3 separate regions of the Homo sapiens genome follow, and regions 1 and 3 are each linked to region 2. Evidence: chromatin loops called from intact Hi-C (ENCODE). Cell type or tissue: endothelial cell of umbilical vein. All regions are shown on one strand. Links, peaks and the distances in the headings refer to the core of each region. The heading gives the core; the rest is flanking DNA.

The links. Hi-C counts contacts between places; a loop is a spot of excess contacts. Peaks named below come from ENCODE experiments on the same cell type or tissue, not always from the same donor. Only the 100,000 strongest peaks of a DNase experiment are listed, where the experiment ranks them.
Region 1: a loop joins it to region 2, with 4 times the contacts of the local background. A loop is called at or near these places in 8 of 110 quality-filtered maps.
Region 3: it touches region 2 in a loop (3-fold over the local background); 21 of 110 quality-filtered maps call a loop at or near these places.

Annotation. Positions count from the first base shown.
Region 1 is chr5:75,364,913-75,373,008 of GRCh38, forward strand. It overlaps a transcript of CERT1 not described here. Among named protein-coding and RNA genes, the nearest start is that of HMGCR, 32 kb to the left of the region's middle. RefSeq lists an enhancer at 1,971-2,280. In endothelial cell of umbilical vein, for the core only: no CTCF peak of the experiment used is centred there; a DNase peak (open chromatin) is centred at 3,729.
Region 2 is chr5:75,677,055-75,685,150 of GRCh38, forward strand. It overlaps POC5 (POC5 centriolar protein), which reads right to left. Exons shown (of 12, transcript NM_001099271.2): 11 at 720-896. Among named protein-coding and RNA genes, the nearest start is that of POC5, 36 kb to the right of the region's middle. In endothelial cell of umbilical vein, for the core only: a CTCF peak has its summit at 4,406 (motif pointing left); a DNase peak (open chromatin) is centred at 4,297; H3K27ac peaks cover 367 bases.
Region 3 is chr5:75,577,057-75,585,152 of GRCh38, forward strand. POLK (DNA polymerase kappa) reads left to right here. Exons shown (of 15, transcript NM_016218.6): 7 at 4,153-4,392; 8 at 6,237-6,361; 9 at 7,704-7,870. Among named protein-coding and RNA genes, the nearest start is that of ANKDD1B, 30 kb to the right of the region's middle. In endothelial cell of umbilical vein, for the core only: no CTCF peak of the experiment used is centred there; a DNase peak (open chromatin) is centred at 4,275.

The sequences.
Region 1 (8,096 bases), core at 1,405-6,404, 310 kb before region 2:
AGTTATTGGGGGAAAAGCCATCTTTAACTTGCTCAGGACAGCATTTAACTATGCCAGTAGAACTCAAACCTTGAACACCCCATCAGAAAAAGTTCTGGACACGCACCTCCAATAATTTTGTTTTTTGAGACAGTCTCACTCTGTTGCCCAGGCTGGAGTGCAGTGACGCAATCTTAGCTCACTGCAACCTCCGTCTCCCAGGTTCAAGTGATTCTCCTACCTCAAGCCTCCCAAGTAGCTGGGATTACAGACATGCACCACCGTGCATGGCTAATTTTTATATTTTTAGTAGAGACAGGGTCTCACCATGTTGGCCAGGCTGTTAATATTTCTTGATAAATTATATTGAATTATATACATTATCAAACAAAAAATTAAATGATAAAAAATATATAAAAATAAAAGCCAAAGATTTTTTATTCTGTACTGCAGAGATAAATCTTGCCCCCATTTTTTCCAGACTGAGGTCTCTGGAAGGCAGGGACTATGTCTTTTCTTGTTACCTTAAACAAGTGCCTTACATTAAAGGTCTAAGTTTGTTGAATGGCCGAGGCAATAAATTAATATACTCCACACTTATGCCAAACAGAAAACAGTCACAACAGAGGAAGGCAGTGTTGAGGGAGCTGGAAATCCAGAGACTTCCATTCCAGTCCTTGCTATGGCACTGACTAGCTGTGAGACCTTACGCTATTCACTTCCTATCTCGTCTTCAGTTTCCTTGTGAAATGACAGTTGGATTCGCTGGCTTCTAAGGAGGTATCTAGCTCTACGTAGTCTATGAAATGCTGTATTTATTGTGTCCTCATATAAACACAGAATCAGTTTATCATCCAAAGATGGAAACATGTATATTTTTGTAGTGGATGATATGAATCTCATGTGTATTGATACTTTAGAGAACAGCCTAGTACCTTCCACAGAGCACCACAGGGATTGTCAGCAGAGGTGACTCAGTCAATCTTTGTTTTCATCGTCTCTCCTCAGCAGTTGCAGCTAACTAGCCATAACCCTTTGCAGCCCAGACCTACTGTGGGCTGCCCTGCATTTCTTTTGACCCCTTGCTTATCTGCCACTATCTCTGGCTGGGAGAGCTGGCATCTCTTTATAAAGCTTAAGTCCTAGGGGAAAAGAAGATAATGGTGTTCCTTTTCCTGGATCTCATCCTTGCACCTTCTCATTGAAGTTAAAAACTCTTCTGCCCCTCCAGGTTCATTTACTGCTATTCACAACCTATCCATATTTTTTTTTTCACTTTTTTGCCACCTTAAACATACACTCCATTGAAACTGCTCTCTGACTTTAGGTGGGGCCTTGTGTTCTACTGGTCAGTTGAGCTGATAAGCTACAGCCTAGCTTATTAGTAGAGCTTCTAGACTAATACAACAAGCAATATCATAGTAGTTATATAATCCAAATACAAAGGAAAAGGACATATTATAGAACTGAATAACAGTTGAGGGGGTGCAGTGGCTCACGCCTGTAATCCCAGCACTTTGGAAGGCCGAGGTGGGCAGATCATCTGAGGTTGGGAGTTCGAGATGAGCCTGACCAACATGGTGAAACCCCATCTCTACTAAAAATACAAAATTAGACAGGCGCGGTGGCACATGCCTGTAATCCCAGCTACTCGGGAGGCTAAGGCAGGAGAATCGCTTGAACCCAGGAGGCAGACGTTGCAGTGAGCCGAGATTGCGCCATTGCACTCCAGCCTGGACAAGAGCAGAACTCCATCTCAAAACAAAAAAAAACCCAACAAAACACCACCACCACCACCATCAGGCTTATGGCGTAATCCCAGGATTTTGGGAGGCTGAGGTGGGCAGATCACTTGAGGCCAGGAGTTCAAGACCAGCCTGGTCAACATGGAGAAACCCCCATCTCTACTAAAAACATAAAAATTAGTCTGGCGTGGTGGTGCATGCCTTTAATCCCAGCTACTCGGGAGGCTGAGGCATGAGAACCACTTGAACCCGGGAGGCGGAGGTTGCAGTGAGCTATCGCACCACTGCACTCCAGCCTGGATGACACAGCGAGACTCTGTATCAAAAAACAAAACCAAAACCATTTGACTTATTCCCTATTCAAACGAAACCAGGTGGCAAGACCCACAGATATTTCTAAAACGTGTACAATAATAATGCTCCAAAAAGTCCCTCGGTGTCTCCCATTGCTGGCAGAACAAAGATCAAACTTTACACACTTCAAGGTTTTCTACCAACTGCCTGTGCCTCTCCCCCTAGTCTTCTCCCTTACTGGTTATGTCCTGGAGGTAGACTAAACCCCAGACAAGCCAAGTAACTTACAGTTCTGCTCAAAGCCTCCAAATGTTTGCAACTTGTCATTATTCCTGTCTCTTGCTCATCTTCCTATCTCTACCATTCAAAACCCAGCACCTAGCACATATTTGTAGTTGCCTTAGTATTCCTTAGTATTTGCATAGTACTTTAAAGTTTTTAAAGCACTAAAATACATTATCTTGCTCTTCCCCAAACCACCCTGTGATGTAGCCATAGTAGGTGGCTTTGTATAATTTTATAGATTAAAATAGACTTAGACACATTAAAATGATTTGCCCAAGATAAAAGCTGTTCAAGTGAGAGAGCAAGAGAACCTCTGGTCTTCTGACTTCTAAGTCTCATTCTTTCTCAGTATGTTTAACACATGGTAACCAGGAACTTGGAAATTTACTTAGAAATAACAACAACAAAAACCTACTGGATGCTGGGAATGAAAAGTGAGTCACAGACTATAAATTGTAGTTTTAAATTAAAATGAATACCATTAATGTGGTGCTATCAATGTACAGAGGTTGGTAAACTTAAAACACAGCAACAACCTATTTCCTATCTATCTTTTGAGAACTGAGAACCAAGAATTAAAAACACTTTTGTACATCTCAAATGTGGCTAAATCTATTGTTCAATGTACCTTATTCAAATGCTTCTGATCTCAAATCCTTTTTTTTTTTTTTTTTTTTTTTAAGATGGAGTCTTGCCCTGTCGCCCAGGCTGGAGTACAATGGTGCAATCTTGGCTCATTGTAACCTCTGCCTCCCGGGTTCAAATGATTCTCCTGCCTCAGCCTCCCGAGTAGCTGGGATTACAGGTGCCCGCCACCACACCCAGCTAATTTTTGTATTTTTAGTAGAGACGGGGTTTCACAATGTTGGCCAGGCTGGTCTCGAACTCCTGACCTCGTGATCCACCTGCCTCGGCCTACCAAAGTGCTGGGATTACAGGTGTGAGCCACCGCGCCCGGGCCAGCCTATTTCCTTTAACTTTGGATACATTTCTTAAAAGCCTGGTTATGACAACAATGAAGGCTATATGCTGGTTATCGTTTATCTCCAATCCTTCATGGCATGTAGTAGGAGCTCAATAAATACTTGCTCTGGGAACTGTTTTAGGGTGCTGGGGAATTACTGATATCCAATTTGCTAAAGTGTTTTGGACATTGACTAAACCTTGATTTAGCTGCTGCACGCAGATTCCCTGCTGCTGGACCCAGTTACCACTTAAACCTCCCAATCCTAACAACGGTAATACAGAAAAGAACCACAGTAAACCAAGCTGCAGTGAATCCAAAGCTCGCTTTATTTCCTCAGTGGTCATTCTGTGGCAGGCAGCCAACAAAACAGTGATAGTTATATTGCAGCTCATCCTTGGGTTGAAAATCTGGGATAAAATCCTTGGGCTTGTTTGTAGTAGTGTTTTATGACTCAGTTTCCTGTTTCATCCTCTGAGCTGGAGGACAGGAAGAAAGTTTAAGCACCTAATTGTGATCAAATTTCATCTTTACTGCCCTCCTTTCTGTATCTGGTGGGATTTTGTAAGACACATCGTTATAAAAGCCCCTTGACTTATGATGGGGCTACATACTGATAAGCCCCACTGTAAGTTGAAAATAAAACAATAATGTACTTTTGACAGAAGCACCTCCATTTATGATGTGGCTATGTGCTGATAAGCCCACTGCAAGTTGAAAATAACGTAAGTTGAAAACTTTTTTTTTTTTGGAGACAGAGTCTTGCTGTATCACCCAGGCTGGAGTGCAGTGGTGTAATCTCAGCTCACTGCAACTTCCACCTCCCGGGATCAAGCAATTCTCCTGACTCAGCCTCCTGAGTAGCTGGGGATTACAGGTGCATGCCACCACACCCAGCTAACTTTTTTATTTTTAGTAGAGACAAGGGGTTTCACCATGTTAGACAGGCTGGTCTTCAACTCCTGACCTCAGGCAATCCACCCGCCTCAGTCTTCCAAAGTGCTGGGATTACAGGTGTGAGCCGCTGCCCCCGGCTGAAAATGTACTTTTGACTTACGGTATTTTCCATATATGACTGGTTTATCGGAACGCAGCCCCATGGTAAGTTGGAGTGTACTGTATTTGTAGTGCTTTGCATAAAGTCGAACAATCATAAATCGAACCATTGTTAAGGAACCATGTGTATTTGGAATTTTGTGAAGCCAATATTGAAGTGTGGGACTAAGACCCATACACCAAAATTGCTAGTCTTCAAGCATGTTAGCTCTTTCTAGTCCATCAAACACTATATTCTAGATATTACACATAGGCATTAAAAAGTAGAGTCTAATGGGAAAAAAAAAAACTTAAGAGTCAGGGAATCAGTAGGTTTGTAACCCCAACCTGTTCCCTCATCTGTAAAACAGGGGTGGTACCACCAATCACCGCTACCACCTCCACAGGACTGTTGAGTGGGGAGGAGTCAGAAAAGGCATAGTGCCGGTACAGACACGGCGGAGATACCCTCACACACCACCTCATCAACCACAGAGCCTGGGTGACAGGAAAATCCTGGTTTGGCATCTTCTAATAACTTCAGAGATCTTAAAGATTTGTTCTAGTACTAACCTCACAGAATTCTATAGGAAGAGAGAATGAAGAGGCCAAATAAAGTAGCTTCACTTATGGTATTTGTGCAAGGCTATTCAAAGTATACAGATGTGGAACGTTCACAGAAAATGTGTCTTAAAAGGTAGACAATATAAATGATAGTATGAACTCTGTTGTAACCAAGTTCGAATAATGGCAAGAAAATCTGGAAGATCCTATAAAAGCAACCTCATTTGAAACTGCTAGTTAGAACTACACCTTATTTGCAGGTTATATGCCAAAGTCAAGTCTAAAGAAAAACTGCACAGTTAAAAGTGCCCTAGAAAATCCCTCTAGGAATGAGGACCACATAATATTTCTCTGTCATCAAATTCAACACAAGTCAGATTTTCCCTCCAGCATCCCACCAGATTAAGTAGTTGGCTTTTGTTTACAGATCACATTGTTTGGATGGCATGTATCTTTGAACACTAGGAGAGAAATATGCTCAGTGCCTTTCAATATGAATCCACTGACTGAGTGAAATGGAAGTCCACACTTCCCATTTCATGGTTGTTCTAGGGCATAAATTACCTGAGTGCAACAAGTGGAGCTGAGATTAAACGAGATTTAAATAAATGAGATTATTTATTTATGATTAAATGCATACAGCTCAATTACAAAATAAGTGTGTATCATTCACCAGCACTGTGCTTCCATTTTAGAAACACCCAAGTGAATATGGCTTCTCTACCAATCTTTTAAAACTTCTGGATGTGATCCACAGTAAGAAATTCATTGTAAACTGTAACCCATTACACACGTATGTGTAATACATATGACAAAAGATACACAAAATATTTATTACATGTCATGTACTTGATATATTCCTCCTGTTATATTTTGTTAAAAAAAAAACTGAGCTGGGCGCGATGGCTGAGGCCTGTAATCCCAGCACTTTGGGAGGCCCAGGTGGGTGGATCATCTGAGGTCAGGAGTTTGAGACCAACCTGGCCAACATGGCGAAACCCTGTCTCTACTAAAAATACAAAAATTAGCCGGGCATAGTGCCTCATGCCTGTAATCCCAGCCACTCAGGAGGCTGAGGCACAAGAATCACTTGAACCTGGGAAGTGGAGGTTGCAGTGAGCCAAGATCCCACCACTGCACTCCAGCCTGGGTGACAAAGCAAGACTCTGTCTCCAAAAAAAAAAAAAAAAAAAAAAATTTAGGCTGCAACTCAGTAGTTTTCTTGATCCCTAACTGGGTTACGGGAAGAACACTGAATTTCAAGCTCTTAACTATTCAGAGTAGGGCAATATCTCAGGGTTAAGGAAAACAAATCAAGCCAGCATATTTGTCCATAATATTTTAATACTTTTCCACTTTAAATACTGGTTTTAATTCTGTGATTGTAACATGGAAGATCCAACTTTATTGTGTTTAAAAAACATCATCAGGATCATAAAGCTATTATAGAAGTTACTCTACACACTCCCAAGGTACTTTAAAATGATTATGTTTTGAGTCTGTAGATGAACCATGACAAAATCCAAATACATCGTCTGTACAACTCGGACTAAATACTGGTGAAAAGTGTTTAATTGGACAAATAACTGATAAGCTTAAAGATAACCAGCACAATTTCACAAGAGAACCAGCTCAGCCCAACTAAAAATTTCTTAATAGCAATTGACACTGAAGTTGTATTAAGTGTATAAATTAGTTGATGAAACTGAACAAATAGAAAACCCATTCCTCCTTTTCCTTATTTTGCCTTCTTACACCTCCCTTGCAGATATAACCCTCCTTTGGTTTAGCTACCCCTGTGGCAATTCCAAACCAAGTACTGCAGTGATCATCCTCTACCTCAAAACCAGGAGTCCTGAATTCCAACTGAAACACTGTACTCTCTTGTCCTGTACAGTGGGCAGTCAGGGACAAAATCCCCACATCACCAATATATTTCAAGTTTCTAACATAGCACAAAAGAGTAACTGAGTAGAAAAGAGAGTAAAGGGTAGTTTTTTTTCTTTTAGTTTGGGGGAAGACAAATATCTGTAGATGAGAAAACATGAATATTCAGGATGTAGGAATCAGCTTAATGAAAATAATTGTAGAGGGTCTAAATGTTGTCCAGAAGGCCAGTACCTCTCCAAATTCTGACCTCTTTTGGACTCTTTCCACATTCCCCAATTTATTTCTCAATCTGATTGGGTGGGATTAACTCTAGTGAGGTACAAGTGCAGTTATCTAAAGGTAAAATGTTATCTTTTCTTCTTTTAATACAAATATTTTAGTGTAATCCTTTTATTTACAGAATCAATTGCAAAAGTATATCATCACATTTAGTCCAAATGCAACTAATGATAATTAGATTTAGATATTGCTTTGTAAACTTGCCATACTTCTGTAAAATAAAGCTATCCAATTCAGTTATGAAAGAGTTAACTGTCTGTGTTCATGATAGTTACCAGAAATGGCAAACAGAGAAACATTTATAGTGCGCATATAGAATTTTTTTGAAGATTCTTATCAGCGGCTATGGTGAATAAACCTGCCCTCCCCAACCCCCCCATTCTCCCATCCCAACCCCATACCCCACAGCTGATTGTAAAATAAAATACACATTTGAGGTATAAATTTTTCTTTTTTAAACATCACAATATAAAATGTTAACTGGTGATGTAGTAAACCAACATGATAATTTGTCTTATTTGCCTTACTAGCATTACCACCATATAGGCACTTTTCCACGTAGTCAAATTATGAACAGCATTTTTCTATAAGGCATATTCCATGCACATCATTTACAGAAAGGTAAATTAAAAAATAGAAAAGATTATGGAGCATGAAATCCGCGTGCATGTAATGTAAGCATATGTTTTATATGTATTTTTCTCTCTGTACAGAATAATAAATATCACTATATCTGATGCAAGTAATTCACTTCCAGGATTGTGCATATTAAGCGATCAGACTAATCCCATCATTAAATTATTATCTTGCACTTATCATTAAGACTCCATTACCATGTATGTGATATATACAGGACATGTTCCATGTAACATGATTTTCCGCTTTACAAAATGGGTCTGATTTCTGTGTTTTTACAGAGCTGAACAAGTCAGCAAAGCATCTACAAAATGCCTCTGATTTGTATAAATACACTGGTGTGTAAACACAATGAAGATTTTGAAGTGGGCAGTCATTTCAACTTCAGTGAGTACTATTCCTTGCCTCATCTCCATGCTTCAATG
Region 2 (8,096 bases), core at 1,807-6,806:
TAATTTTCACATTATCTCATTTAATCTTGAATCCTAACAATAACCCAAGGAGCTAACTATTTTTATTAACCCCATTTTACAGAAGAGAAAGTGGAGGCTCAAATATTTTACTTGATTTGTATATATCACAAAGCCAACAAGTAGCAAAGCTGAAGCACTAACTCGGGTTTTAAAATTTTTGCTTCAAATTCAATGCACCTTCTTTATATCACATGCATTTACTGCAAGTTGAATTTTGTTAAACTAAAAACATGCTGACAATTGTACTGAAAAAAGGGGAAGACTTTTTTTAAAAAAGGACCAAAAATTAAAAACTATAAATGTAGGGGAGTTTTCTTGTAATCAAATATCTGCTACATGAGCAGCTAGTGAGTGAACAATTTTTGTCTCTTTTTAAACTGATAATAAAGCATTTACATATTTTACTCTTTTGACCACAAACACACTGGATTACTTTTAGTATTTTATAATTTTTACAGTTTGGAAGAAACGATGTTTCTGAAATTAATTTCCCAACAGCAGAAACGTAGATTTATAGCAGGTTTGAGAAAAACAAGTATATATATTAAAAAAAAAAAAAAAACTGTAACAGGAAAAGGCAGAACAAGTACCAGTCATCATAAATTTTTATCTTCTCAACATGTTATGTAAGTGTTTACTAGTCTATGAACTCTCAGGAAAAAGACTTTTTGACAAAAGGTCATCAAATGTGGACTCACCACTGTGACTGGATGATGTTTTTCCACAACAACTGAGCTCATGGGAGGAGAAACTCCCATTATAGCTAAACTGCTGCTAATTCTATTTTTTGAAGCAAAATCACATCTTCCTGTGATCCGGGCTGTAATAGTTCTTCCTGCTTTCTGTTGTGCAGAGGTTACAACTCTTGGCACATACTAAGAAGAAAAAAAAATAAAAGAAGTAACAAGGTGGCAGAAAATCCACAGCAAAATCTATTGATTCCATAAATTATGAAGAATACACAGGCACTTAAAATAACTGTATGTTCAACCAACTTTAACATGGAAAAAACAAAATCACAAGACGAAAAGCAAAACAAAACTGAACACCCCAAAATATCCCTTTAACCTGAGTATGCCAACGATTTTATAAGATTTTAGAAACTTAAAAAACCAACTTTTTTTTTTTAAATGATAGATTTATAGAAAGACACAGAGATCATATTGAAAAGTACTGTGTGCTCTTCACCCAGTTTCCTGCCATGGTTACATCTGACATAATTAGAATATAACAAAGTCAAAACCAGGAAGCTCACCATGAGATAATGCCTGTGTATAGATCTCTGTCATTTTATCACCTAAGTTCCTGTTAACTATCACTCAATCAAGATACAGAATACTCATCACCACGAAGATCTCCCTCGTGCCACCCTTGACAGTCATATCCATCTCTCTGTTCCTTCCCCAACCATCCTTAACCTCTGGAAACCATTAATCTGTTTTATGGACTCTTTGATCCTTAAGCATAATTAATATTATCATTACACATATGCTTCTGTGTTCTGCCTTTTTTCCTTCTCATTTTATTAATATACTTTTTTTTACGAGGTAATACAGAGACCTGCTATAGTTCTTAATGAGATGGTTTTTATACCAACATACTACTTTGTCTTTCTTTTTCTATTACATTTAGCACATTTTGCAAAAGAAAAATCCTCTTTTGAGAGTTACTTCTGTATAATAAAAATATATTGCAAACAATGGAACGATCATATCAAAAAGTATTATCAGCTTTTATAGCTTTTGCTGCTTATCGCTGGATAATACTCCAGAAAAATATTTACAGCAGGAATAACACGTAAGTGGACTATTTTTCCACTGTCAATCAATTACACAGCCGCCTGTTTAAGTCTGAGGTGAAATCTACTATTCAAGTTGTGGTTCTTTATTAATGTTTCATATTTGTATTCCATTTTGTCAACTATTCATCTTATTTGCTAAGAATTGAAAGGATATTAATATTTAAATTTAATAGTTCCTGACGAGTACTAAACTCATTTAATAATTATAGATACTTATCTCAGAGTGTAAACGATTTCCCCATTTCATGTATTTGTCTTAATTTTCAATGCACATCCATTTTTTTAAGTTGTGGTTAATCCTGTCATTAATTTCCTCTTGCTTCCATGATGAAACCAAAACCAGCTTTGGACAGCTGAGGTAGTTATATTCTTATAACATTTACTTATTTTGGCTTAGCTTATTAAAACATTTGAAATTCCAGTGTGAAGTATTAATCTAAATTCATTTTTTCTCTAAACAGTTTTTCCAAAGGCATTTATTAAGTATCAATCTTTTCCCGATTATTATAGTTCATCTGTGATTCTCCATATAGCTGCATCTAGCTACACACAGTCACAGCTGTATACTGAAATGGGAAGAGAGTGGGCTTCAGGAGAGATGTCTCTGGGAAAATTAAAATGACAGAGTATTGATGTTTTTGGAAGACCCTATGGAAAACAGCATTCAGTGGGGTTTTGTAATCCTTGGAGAGTTTGGAAATAATTCACTATAGTTGGATAGAAAACCGAAGATAAAAATGAAGCAATTAATTCTAAGAACAAAACATTATACCAGAAAGGAAATGTAGTCATAGTACACATTCATGGCTTAGCTATATTAGTAATCATAAATGATTTAATCTGAAATGGGAATATCTATAACATACAGGGAGGATAAGGAAAGTGAAGAGAGAGAGAAGGAATAAGGTGGCATCAGGAGGCCAAGTCCTCTTATCTGTAATAAGTTAACAGATAATGTTTGAAATTAATAAATGTAGAAATAATGATATAAACATACTATTTAGGAAAAAATGGAAACAGAAGAAACAGCTAACAGAGTTAGGGAGAGGAATTTAGAAGACTGTTTCTCACTATAGTCCTTGTAAAAATGATTTGGCTTTTTAAACCATAAACTTCTATGGATCTTATGAAATTGAAAAACTAAATCTCAGATTTAAAAATATTTACAAATATGTTTTTGTGGACTAAATTCATGCTTCTGGCCTGAGGGAAACTTTGTCCTATTACTTATTACAATAAGGGACAAAAAAGATTTTACAAACTCCTGAAGATGCTTAAATGCTATTTCAAAATAGAAAACTAATTGCTGGCAGGAATATTCTTTGCCAAAATGTGGAAATAAGTACAATTGAGTTTGTAACTTTCCTCCTGCCCAATCACGCTTGAGGGGTGTCCTCTCAGTAGCCATGATTCTCACCTGGAGCTTCAGGTGTGAATGAAAAACTAGAGAAGTCTGGACTGAAGAAAATTAGAGTAGCAGGAAAAATGCTCATAGATGATAAGCTTCATTCAACCCAGCTCAGAATTGCTTTAGAATGCCTTCAATAATTTGAAAATATATACTCCTGTAAATAAAATGACTTCTAAAAGACTTCTAAAAGAAATCTCTATACGCTCATTGAATTAAATAGAAGTTGTCTTAAATGGCTCGCATGTTTACTGTCGGCTGCTTGTTTTCAGATGGTTTGTCACTTGTACTTGTTAATGTTTATTTAATGTATTAAAAATTGTATAAATTGATGAAAAAGTTGAAAATGCATAAGGACAATTTAGAAATAATTCATAAAGATAAATTATTAGAAAAAAGTTGCTACTAATCAGGGGGAGGAAAGAAAAACCTAGAAGGATTCTCTAATCAGATTGTTTGGAAAGTTTTGTTAGGTTCATGCTTTACAGAAACTGAAATTGGAGATCATAGAAAATATATTGGGTGTGGTTTATATTAAAAAGATGACAATTACAATCTTTGACCCCACATTCAGTTTGGCTCCACATTTAAAACCAGCAAATTAATACATATTTATGTTTTAGGATAAAATAATGCATTAGGTATGTATCATTCTCTGCAAATTAAATGACCACTTACTGGTACCAATCATGTTGGAGTTCATTAAATTTATCAGCTTAGCTGACTTTAAAAAATGCTATAAAAATAAAAATTCTAGCATTTTAAGCCACATCAACATAAGCAACAAAATTGAAAGGAGTAAGAAAAAAAATGAAATGACATTAAAAACAGTATTTGTAGCTTAATATTTGACAGAGAGACAGTACAGATCATTGGTTAAGAGTAAGAGGTCTAAATCAGATTTTCAAAGTCTGAATTCCAAATCAGTTACTAATCGTGTCCTTAGGCAAGTTGCATACTCTCTAAGCCTCAATTTCTTCATTTATAAAATGGAGAACGCAGTACCAACTCCCTAATGATACCCTTTCACTTTCTATTCAAATGAAGAGGAAAATTAGAAGAGAAACTTTACTAAAGGTCTTTACCAAATAGCTTTAAAATTCAGTGAAAAATATTTCCCCTCAATTATTCCAATTGAAGTTAGAAAAAGAATAAAATGCCATCTACTGTTCAACTTTATGAACTGCAATATGCTTGCTTGTATAACTGTCCAGCCTTTTTTGAAAAATGGTTTCCACCATGAAATTCTGATATTGTCTTTAACATACTGAGGATGTCTGCATTAAAGAAAATCATTTTAATATTATTATTTTTTAAATAATTTTATTTAAATTTAAATAATTTTTTAAAATAATAATATTTTAAAATAAGATATTATTTTATTAGCATGGTAATCTTCCATTCTCCAGTTATTTGTTTGCTAATTCTCTGTACTTTCTGGACCTATCTCCTTTTAGCTACTGGAAATACCAAGAAAAACTGAAAAAAATTTTTGAATGTTCATAGGAAGCCTCTGTGATTAAAATGACAAGAAAGATAACCAAGCCAGGATTGCAAATCTCTCTCTTCTTTTCCTATTCCCAACAATGATGGTTTCACAGTAAGTTAGCCAACTACTGGATTTATTCCTACTTTTGTTATCAAGTTTCTTTTAAAAACAAAAACACATATTTGAGGTAAATCTGAGTATTTCAACTATATAAGGAAGGAAGAAAACTAAGATTATACTTAGAGATAGATTTAATTGTGATTCTCTTTTCTCCCTGGCCCTAAAGGCCACTTACTTATGTGACTGAAATGGAGTGTGTATCTGTTTTTGAAGAAGTGGATATAGTGGGATAGGGCAGACAGGGAAGGGCTGTCTACAGAATATTATGGTTTTCAGGTTTCAAAGACTTCAACACTATCTCCGATGACCAGATTATTCAAAAAGTTAGCAATAAAAAGGGTGCTAAGCAAACTCATTCATTCAGTTCTTCCCATACATATTCAGGTTTACATATAAATGCAGATGTACCCATGAAGTTACATTTTAGGAAGAGAATTTTGAAAAATCTAGCTCCGCGTGTGTTAACTGCATATGCAAGATGAATGAGAAACCAGAACATAAACACAGTGAGTGAATGTTTAAATGAGGTCATCTGTGCAGGATCACACTTCAAAATGTGTAATCATGGAAAACAAACACAGCTGAAAATATGTCAGAGTTGAATTTTAGTGTTTTATTTCTTTCTTTTTTTTTTTTTTTTGAGACAGAGTCTCACTCTGTCACCCAGGCTGCAGTGCAATGGCATGATCTTGGCTCACCGCAATCTCTGCCTCCCGGGTTCAAGTGATTCTTCCACCTCGGCCTCCTGAGTAGCTGGGATTACAGGCGCATGCCACCACGCCCGGCTAATTTTTTTGTATTTTTGTAGAGACAGGGTTTCACCACATTGGCCAGCGTGGTCTCAATCTCCTGACCTTGTGATCCACCTGCCTCGGCCTCCCAGAGTGCTGGGATTACAGGCGTGAGCCACTGTGCTCGGCCAATGTCTTATTTCTAAGTCACAGCTCCCCCACATAAATTTCTCTTAGCCATGTGCTAGATATTTTTCAAACTCTTTGTGTCAATAATTGGTAAATAACTGATCTCAATGTATTTTCTCCCAAAGTTAGTAGCTCTCGAAAGGTAAAAATTCAAACCTGTTAGAATACTAAAGGTGACCACTTGTCTGTCTCAATACCTCCTTTAGCTACAGACAGCCGTCCAGAGCAATGGCACCTTCTGATGGCCTGCCAAGGGAATTTTAAGACCTAAAACTTATTCTGCCTCTTCTTTCCTCTTATGTAAGTGGTTAGGAGTTGGGGAGAAGAGGAAGACAAGCAAATCAGAATCATCTCAGGAGCTTTATAAAACTATACATGCCTTTATACCAGATCCACACCACAGCAGGAAAGAAGTTAACAGTGTTGTTTTTTTTTTTTTTTGAGACAGTCTCGCTGTGTCGCCCAGGCTGAAGTGCAGTGGCGTGATCTCAGCTCACTGCAACCTCTGCCTCCCTGGTTCAAGCAATTCTATGCCTCAGCCTCCCAAGTAGCTGGGATTACAGGTGCCCACCACCATGCCCGGCTAATTTTTTATATTTTTAGTAGAGACAGGATTTCACCATCTTGGCCAGGCTGGTCTTGAACTCCTGACCTCGTGATCCACCCTCCTCAGCCTCCCAAAGTGTTGGGATTACAGGCATGAGCCGCCGCGCATGGCTTTTTTTAAACTGACTAACTAATCACTGCTAGCTCTGCACAGGTGAGTCTGATAAGCTTGGCTTGCATCTGTACTCCACCCTTACTTGAGAAACATGGTTTGCAGAATACAAGTTTAACAACAGGAGGCTAAGGAGTTAGAGCCACGATGTGCTTCATCTGAAACTCTAGTTAAAAAAAAAAAAAAAATTAGAGACAGGGTCTTGCTCGTTGCCCAGGCTGGAGTGCAGTGGTGCAGTCATAACTCATAGTAACCTTGAACTCTTGGGCTCAAGCGATCCTCCTGCCTCAGCCTCCTGAGTAGCTGGGAGTACAAGTGCACAGCACCATGCCTGACTAATTTTCTACTTTTTTGTAAAGATGAGGTCTCGCTATATTGCCCAGCCTGGTCTCAAACTTCTGGCCTCAAGCAAACCTTTCACCTCAGCCTCTCAAAGTACTGGGATTACAGGTGTGAGCCAATATGCCCGGCCTCTTACCATATTAACAGCTTGATCAATTTCATTTCAGGCAAGTTCTCACACAAACCTTCCATCCCCATTTAACACTATCCTCTTGGCACTTCTCTAATAGCAGCTCACTGATTCTAGGAAAAACTATTCCTCTCCATTCCAATTACAAATTACAAATTAAAACTCGATCAAGATGGAGTTACTACAGAGCAGTGTTAGTGATATATCTGCATTTAGGAAAAAGGAAAGGTGTTAGCTGAATAGAAAATATAAAATTAAATATACATTAACCTCCCACACCTTTGAAAACACCCAATAGTGTTCTTCAAACATAGTCTGTCCTTCACTCTTTCTCAAATTAAATCTACTTTTCCTACATAATTTTTTTTTTTTTTTTTTTGCGACGGAGTTTCACTCTTGTTGCCCAGGCTGGAGTGCAATGGCATCATCTTGGCTCACTGCAACTTCGCCTCCGGGGTTCAAGCAATTCTCCTGCCTCAGCCTCCCGAGTAGATGGGATTACAGGCACACACCACCACGCTCGGCTAATTTTTTGTATTTTTAGTAGAGGCGGGGTTTCACCATGGCCAGGCTGGTCTTGAACTTCTGACCTCAGGTGATCCGCCCACCTCGGCCTCCCAGAGTGCTGGGATTACAGGCGTGAGCCACCGCGCCCGGCTCCTACATAATTTTTGAAAAATATAAAAAAGTTCTTTGTCTTAATTATCACTACTATGACAGCACTTTCAGGTATTTTCATTACAATTTAATGCTCTAGTCACTTTGTGTATTAAATATTTTCAGTGACTTTGCCTAAATACCACAGATTTTTTTTTTCTCCATAGGAAAATATTTTATGAGTTCAAAATATTAAATTTACAAACAAGCTTTTTTTTTTTTTTTGAGATGGAGTCTCGCTCTGTTGCCCAGGCTGGAGTGCAGTGGCGCGATCTCGGCTCACTGCAAGCTCTGTCTACAGGGTTCACGCCATTCTCCTGCCTTGGCCTCCTGAGTAGCTGGGACTACAGGCGGCTGCCACCACACCCGGCTAATTTTTCGTATTTTTAGTAGAGACGGGGTTTCACCGTGTTAGCCAGGATGGTCTCGATCTCCTGACCTCGTGATCCACCTGCCTCGGCCTCCCAAAGTGCTGGGATTACAGGTGTGA
Region 3 (8,096 bases), core at 1,405-6,404, 100 kb before region 2:
AAAAATGTAAAATCAGAAAATTTTAAAAATACCAGTGGGTTTTCTGAGTTAAACATGTGGAATATCACATATAAACAAAATGTGATTGTTAAATCTCTGAGCTTAAGAGTCTGCAGAGTCCCTGAACAAAGTAATTTTATAGCAGTTATTTTCCTAAGGTCTAACTAACAAAGAGTTTGGATGGCATTGAAGCTGAGGAAGTTGTCTGTTTAAAGCGGCCTTTTCTTGTTGTTAGAAAAGACTAGCCTCAAACATATCAAAACATTGGATGATTCTATTTTTCTTCATTTTCCTAATTTTCTATAATCTAATTATTATAGCAATTATGACTGTTTTTAGCTCTGCCAAAATTAATGACTTCCCACTCCCTTCTTTGCCTTAGACTTTATAATTTCAAGACTCCAGGGTTTTTTTAAAAAAATAATCCCTTTATGACCTATCCAAAAGCAATGCCAAGAAACATGCAGATATTACACATACTGCTTTCAACATTTTGTCAAAGGTATGATTATGTCTGAGATGTCCTGGACCCCTGAACAAAGTTCACCTGGATGAAAAAGTGACACAGAAGGGTTTGCTCACAACCCACAGGAACATTTCATGTGCACCACTCATTGCTTCAGACGGGCCAGGCAGTGCTGGGGAGACCTGTTTGTAACTTTCCCTGAAGCAAAAATGGTAGATCCACAATGACATTAATCTAACTCTCTCACATTATTTGTGACTCACATCATTTGATGCAAGTTTAATATGGGCATCAAATACAACTTCATTACCTTATTTAAAGTGCTAAGGGATAGCTCTCTCTTTTTTTTTATAGGAGCATTAAACAATAATCATCATTTCTCGACACAGGCACAGAGCAAAAGGTTTTCCTTATTTGGTGTAACTTTATTGTTTGAGGATGTGGAACATAAAGCCTGATGTCACTTTGTATAAAATCTTACTTTATTAATTCCTTACTTTCACAAGAGAATGGGGGAAAATCATTAAATAATTATGTCAAAGCATCCCCTGAGGGCCTCCCATAACAATTACTTGCATGATGTGTTTTAAAAGCTTTACATTGGGATTAAAGTAAATGTTTTCATTTTCTACTAATTTTTTTCTTTTTTTTGAGATAGGGTCTCACTGTGTTGCCCAGGCTGGAGTGCAGTGGTGCAGTCTCAGCTCACTGCAACCTCCGCCTCCTGGGTTCAAGCAGTTCTCCTGCCTTAGACTCCCAAGTATCTGGGATTAGAGGCGCGTGCCACCACACCCGACTAATTTTTTGTATTTTTAGTAGAGGTGGGGTTTCACCATGTTGGCCAGGCTGGTCTCAAACTCCTGACCTCAGGTGATCTGCCCGCCTCGGCCTTCCAAAGTGCTGGGATTACAGGCATGAGCCACCACGCCCAGCCTACTAATGTTCTTTTCATTTATTATAATGTCCAAACTCACTATGAATATGTGAATTTTTAATATCTATTGCTTTTAACATATTTACTTGTATATTGCCCTCTTCGTGTATTTTCATATTCTTAAACAATTGGAATAGTTAAACTTTTCTTCTCATGTGTAAATACCTGTGGGCTGGACTTTCAGGCGTGTCTCACCTCACATCATGCCATGGGAAATTGTCAATAGTGCATTGGAACTGTGGAAGGCAATTGATATATCTTCCTCTAAAGTCCAAGACATTGTTTTGCTGTTTCCCCATTTTCTAAAAGGTGTTTGTCTTTGGAAATATATTGCTAACTACCATCTCTACATACAAATAAAATAATAATTTTTTAAATGTTTACTCTCCCATGTAAATCTGGATGGTGAGTGCCAGATAATATAAGAAACTGAAATACCATACACTTTTTAGCACTTGTCTTCCAAATGAAATGCTTTAATCCTAGTGTTACATTCTGATTACCTTAGTTATGGGGATTATAAAGATGTTTCTGTCACAAAGCAAATAAGAAACTACTTCAGCTCTTAGTTACACAGCCAGGCCTCACAAAAAAGTAGAAAGTAGTTCAGATTGAAAAGGTACCTGAACATTCTGCAGCAGCTCTGATAATGTGTGAGAAGGCAGCATTCTTCACTTCCTGCTGTATAGTTCTGCTCTCACAGTGGCTCACCTGAGGGCAGGGTGGTAGAGGCATGAGGTACAAAACATGGCATAAAAAACTCTGCAGAACGGGTTTATGAATGTGGCAGATAACTTACTTGGTTTGCAGTTTTTCTGTAGCTTTCTTTACCGTGACTTCTACCCATCCAGATGGGGAAAAGGGCTCCAGGTAGATACCATTTCAATTGTTTCACAGTCTTTATTTTTTTTTTATTTTTTTTTATTTTTTTGAGATGGAGTCTCACTCTGTCACCAAGGCTGGAGTACAGTGGCACAATCTCAGCTCACTGCAACCTCTGCCTCCTGGGTTGAAGTAATTCTCCTGCCCCAGCCTCCGGAGTAGCTGTGCGCCACCATTCCTGGCTCATTTTTGTATTTTTAGTAGAGATGGGGTTTCACCATGTTAGCCAGGCTGGTCTCGAACTCCTGACCTCAGGTGATCCTCCCACCTCAGCTTCCCAAAGTGCTGGGATTACAGACGTGAGCCACCTTGCCTGGCCTGTTTCCCCTCTGAATTGTTCTACATTTTAAAACCAGCATATTAAAAAATGACAGGAACTGAAGCACATAAATATCAGCTAATGTAAGTTTGAAAATAAGGCTTATTGGCGAGGCAAGGTGGTTCACATTTATAATCCTAGCACTTTAGGAGGCTGAGGTGGGAGGATCAGTTGAGGCCAGGAGTTTGAGACCACCCTGGGCAAGATTGTGAAACCCTATATTTACCAAAAAATTATAAAATTAGCTAAGCGTGATGGCTCGCGCCTGTAGTCCTAGCTATACTCCAGCCTGGGCAAGAGGGAGACCCTGTCTTAAAAAAAAAAAAAAAAAAAGAGAGAAAGAAAATAAGCTTATTGTGTATGTGCCCTGGGAATTCAGATTTGGAAAACATCTGACTGAATTAACATCTATGACTTACTTCACACTACATATTTTAAATTTTTAAATTAATCAGATGTCTGTCATATTTATTTTATATTATCTTTAAAATTTTTTCCTAAACAGCCAAATACATTTTTCAAGTAATATACATTCGTATGCATCTTAAAACTAGAAATTTAATTTTTTCTTCTGTATTGACCTTAATTTGGAAAATATTTATATGTAATAAAATTACGAGATGGGATCAGAAAGCTTTGTTGCTAACCTTGGTTGTTATAAATACATTTAAATTGTATTTCTTCTACATTAAGCCAAGAAAACAGGCTTTAATAGATTTGTTCATGGAGACATTTTTAGTATCAGTATAGATTTAAGAATATTTTACAGTCCATTTATGAAAAATATAAATATAAAGAGGCAATAACCAGACTGGTATTTTTACTTTACTTTGTAATAATAGTTTATAGCCTATTAATAATAACGTCTCTTTTTCTTAAACTTGGATTATCCAATCAGACCTTCAGAATTTGTATATTCAAAGAAGCATAACTTTCACAGGTAATTTCTATTTATTACAAATGTGCCCTTAGTCAAAGTGATACTTTATAAACAAGCAAATCAAAATTAAAATCAGCATTTGAAAGAAGAAAATTCAGATTATTTTAACATCTAAAAGGTTTCTTCCATAAATGAAGAAAAGTTAAGTGTTTTTCCTTCTAAAAACAAAACTTATTTTCAGTATAATTATTATATATTGTTTATTATATTCTAAATTCTAATTTTCGAAGATTCTTTTTCTTCCTAAAGAAGAATAAAGAAAAGATTTCCTTTTTTTTTTTTTAAGAAAAAGGTAATGTGAACTGAAACCTAATTCTGAATTTCAATTAATTTAGGTACGAACATTAGTGAGTTTTACATAAGATATTTCCTTTTAATATTTATACTGTGGAAATGGATAATAGTCTTTTTAAGAAAAATTCATAATCAGTGTTCTCTTTAATGGTTATAAAACATTAAATGATAAATGATGGCATTTCTGATCTTGGATCCTAGAAACTAAACTAAACTAGATTTTTGTTTTTGTCTTCAGAAATAATGTAGGGAAACCTAACTTATGAAGTATATACTTCTTAAAATAAAGGTGAGTTATTTTCCTGTTTATGACTTAGATAATCCAGGAAAGGAAGTTAATAAACTGAGTGAGCATGAACGATCCATCTCTCCACTACTTTTTGAAGAGAGTCCTTCTGATGTGCAGCCCCCAGGAGATCCTTTCCAAGTGAACTTTGAAGAACAAAACAATCCTCAAATACTCCAAAACTCAGTTGTTTTTGGAACATCAGCCCAGGAAGTGGTAAAGGAAATTCGTTTCAGAATTGAGCAGAAAACAACACTGACAGCCAGTGCAGGTATTTAAAAGAGTATTGATGGCCACTGTAGTTATAATTTTCAGACTGGCTAATTTAAGTGTAATATTAGTAGTTTCTCATTATAAAGTATATAGTAACATTTTACTTACTTAGTCTTTCATTCAACTTCTAACAACTTTACCTATTCAGAATAGCTGTGAACCTAGTAAGTAAATTGGAATTAAGCAGACTATGAGCCTGAAGGAAAAAAAAGATTATACGTTTCTTTCTTTTTTTTTTTTTTTGAGATGGAGTCTTGCTCTGTTGCCCAGGTTGGAGTGCAGTGGGGCGATCTCATTCAGCTTACTGCAACCTCTGCCTCCTGGGTTCAAGCGATTCTCCTGCCTCAGCCTCCCAAGTAGGTGGGACTACAGGCGCATGCCACCATGCCCAGCTAATTTTTTGTATTTTCAGTAGTGACGGTGTTTCACCATGTTAGCCAGGATGGTCTCCATATCCTGACCTCATGATCCGCCCACCTTGGCCTCCCAAAGTGCTGGGATTACAGGCCTGAGCCACCGCGCCCGACTCATAAATTTCATATAGCTATCTTTTTCTAGCACAAAATATATTTTTATTGGTTTTGCATGTAATAACTTGAGTATTAGTTTTTCCTTGGGAGACTTCAATCCTGTCCAAGATTACATTGCAGGAGAGAACCCAGACGGCCACAAGGTAAGAGACAAAAGAAATACTAACTAGCAACATAGCAATCCAGAACAATCTGGTAAAAGGAAAAACAAATTTACATATGTTGATAACCCATGAGGCCATCACTGTCTCTTAACATAATAACTGTTATTCATCATGAGGACCCTGAACTATCTTGTAAAAGCCATATTGTGATTAGGTAAATCTTTTCTTTCTACACCAAAGCATGAGAATGAATAATGCATTTTAGGAAGATCTATATAACAATTAAAATGAACTGTTTAATGAATATATTTGAATATAGCTATTTCAAATTATCTTAATTAGGACTCCTAGAAATTGTGAAACATCTTTTTGAAAAATAGTAATTTGTTTTGTGAATAACATAAAAAGGATACACCATCTAATTATCATTATTTTAAATATACTGTAACCAGAATCTTTGATTTTTTGCTTTATGTGGATAATCTACGCAAAAGACATTTTCAAAGAGTAAACATCCACCCTAAATTATATTCTGTATCTTTTCTTAGAGATAGATATAGAACCACTATAAAAACAATCTGGGCTGGGCATGATGGCTCACGCCTGTAATCCCAGCACTTTGGGAGGCCGAAGCTCGTGGACTACCTGAGGTCAGGAGTTCGAGACCAGCCTGACCAATATGGTGAAACCCCCATCTCTACTAAAAATACAAAAATTAGCCAGGCATGGTGTTGCGTGCCTCTAATCCCAGCTACTCGGGAGGCTGAGACAGGAGAATCGCTTGAACCCAGGAGGCGGAGGTTGCAGTGAGCCAAGATCACGCCATTGCACTCCAGCCTGGGCGACAGAGCAAGACTCCATCTGAAAAAAAAAAAAAAAAATCTGTATTCCTACTAAAGGTAGTAAGTAAGCTAATAGTAACACTTAATATTGCTTAGCTCAGAAATTACTCTTACATTTTAAAATGTCATGGAGAATTAAATATTTCTCATTTTTGCTGCCACAATGACTGTAACTAGTACAATTTATTTTCCTAAAACCATAGCAAACCCTGGGGAGATAGATGGTAATCAAATGTTATTTTTAAAGTAGCATTATATATCATTTGAGATTTTTTGCAATTAACTTTTTTTTTCTGTTTTGTTATTGCATATTTAAAAGTCATACATATCAACTTCTTTGAGTCATCAGAGTATTCTTCTTTTAAGGCATTGCCCCAAATACAATGTTAGCAAAAGTATGCAGTGATAAGAATAAACCAAATGGACAATACCAAATTCTTCCCAATAGACAAGCTGTGATGGACTTCATCAAGGATTTACCCATTAGAAAGGTAAGATTTTTACATAAAGTTTATTTATATATGTACTCTGAATTCTGAAGAGATACTGTGTAGGCCAATAGTTAATCATTCTTTGCTTAAAAGTTTTAAAATAATAGATAAAAGCAAGAACTATAATGGATGATTGAATTTGGACTTGAAGAAACCTTTCTATGAAACCATAAAAGTGAGATTTAGCTTATTTGCTATAAACTTTTAAGAAAGTAATAATCAGATTTTTAAGTGAACTACTGCCAAGGAGAAGGGAAATTAAAAGAATATTTCTAACAGTCCTTTCATCTGTAACTTAGTGCTATCTTAGTTCTAAAGTCCAGATTGCTACTAGATTAATGGGCATGATGCTTCAAAGAGATTTAGAATTTTAATTGTTTTTGACAGAGAATAAACCAAAATATTTTGCCATTTTTAAAATGGTAAAATTATCCCTCAGGGGTTCCAGAAAGTGTATACTTTATTATTTTTTAGAGCTTCTAGATTTTTCTGCATATATACACTATTTTTTCAGTAATTGCACTATGCACTACTGTATATGATGTTCTAGGACTTGCTTTTCTCATTCAACATAATGTACATGAATGAATTTAAATATTTTTCAATGCTCAGTATGTAATATGTAATGATTACTGACTAGTATATGTGAGGAGTAGCTGCAAAGCAGTGTTTTCCAATATGTTTTTCAAGTATGGATAGATATTCCCTTTAAAAAGGTTCTGGGGTCAGATACCTTTGGAATGTACCATTGATGTGTCACTATGCATATTAATATATTAAAAATTCATAAATCTTGGAATAAAAAGTTTCACTTAAATTTGTCAATCCCACCATTCCCCAAGTTTATATGACAACAGCACTCCTTTTTTAATGCCTTTTGAAATTCCATGAAACGCTAGTTTAGTAAATGTGGTCAAAAAGTAATTAAAGCAGTTTTCTTGCATGACTTGTGAAGATAGTCACATTATTCATACCTTTTATCGATGATAAAAGATATAATGAGCACTTTGGGAGGCCAGGGTGGGCGGATCACCTAAGGTCAGGAGTTCAAGACCAGCCTGACCAATAAGAAGAAACCCCATCTCTACTAAAAATACAAAATTAGCCGGGTATGGTGGCGCATGTCTGTAATCCCAGCTGCTCAGGAGGCTAAGGCAGGAGAATCGCTTGAACAACCCAGGAGGTGGAGGTTGTGGGGAGCCAACTTGGCACCACTGTACTCCAGCTTGGGCAACAAGAGCGAGACTCCATCTCAAAAAAAAAAAAAGTGTAATGAGGTTGTAATCTCAATTTTTAGCTTCACTTTAAAATCTATTAATAATAAATATTGATTCTTTTCTAGGTTTCTGGAATAGGAAAAGTTACAGAGAAAATGTTAAAGGCCCTTGGAATTATTACATGTACAGAACTTTACCAACAGAGGGCATTGCTTTCTCTCCTTTTCTCTGAAACATCTTGGCATTATTTCCTTCATATCTCCTTGGGTCTAGGTTCAACACACCTGACGAGGTATCTATATGTATTGTCATTCTGCTTTTTCTTCAGCATTTGCTGCAATATCAGTTTTAACCATTGAGATGAGGCTATATGGATAACATGTTTTAAAATTCTTTCAGGCTAGTTTAATTCAAAATATAATGTTTGAATTAGAGTCAACAGATTGGATGTAGGAGGAAAGAAAAGAAGAATAAAGAATCACTCCTAGGTTGTGGTGTCAGCAGTTGTGTAGAGAGAC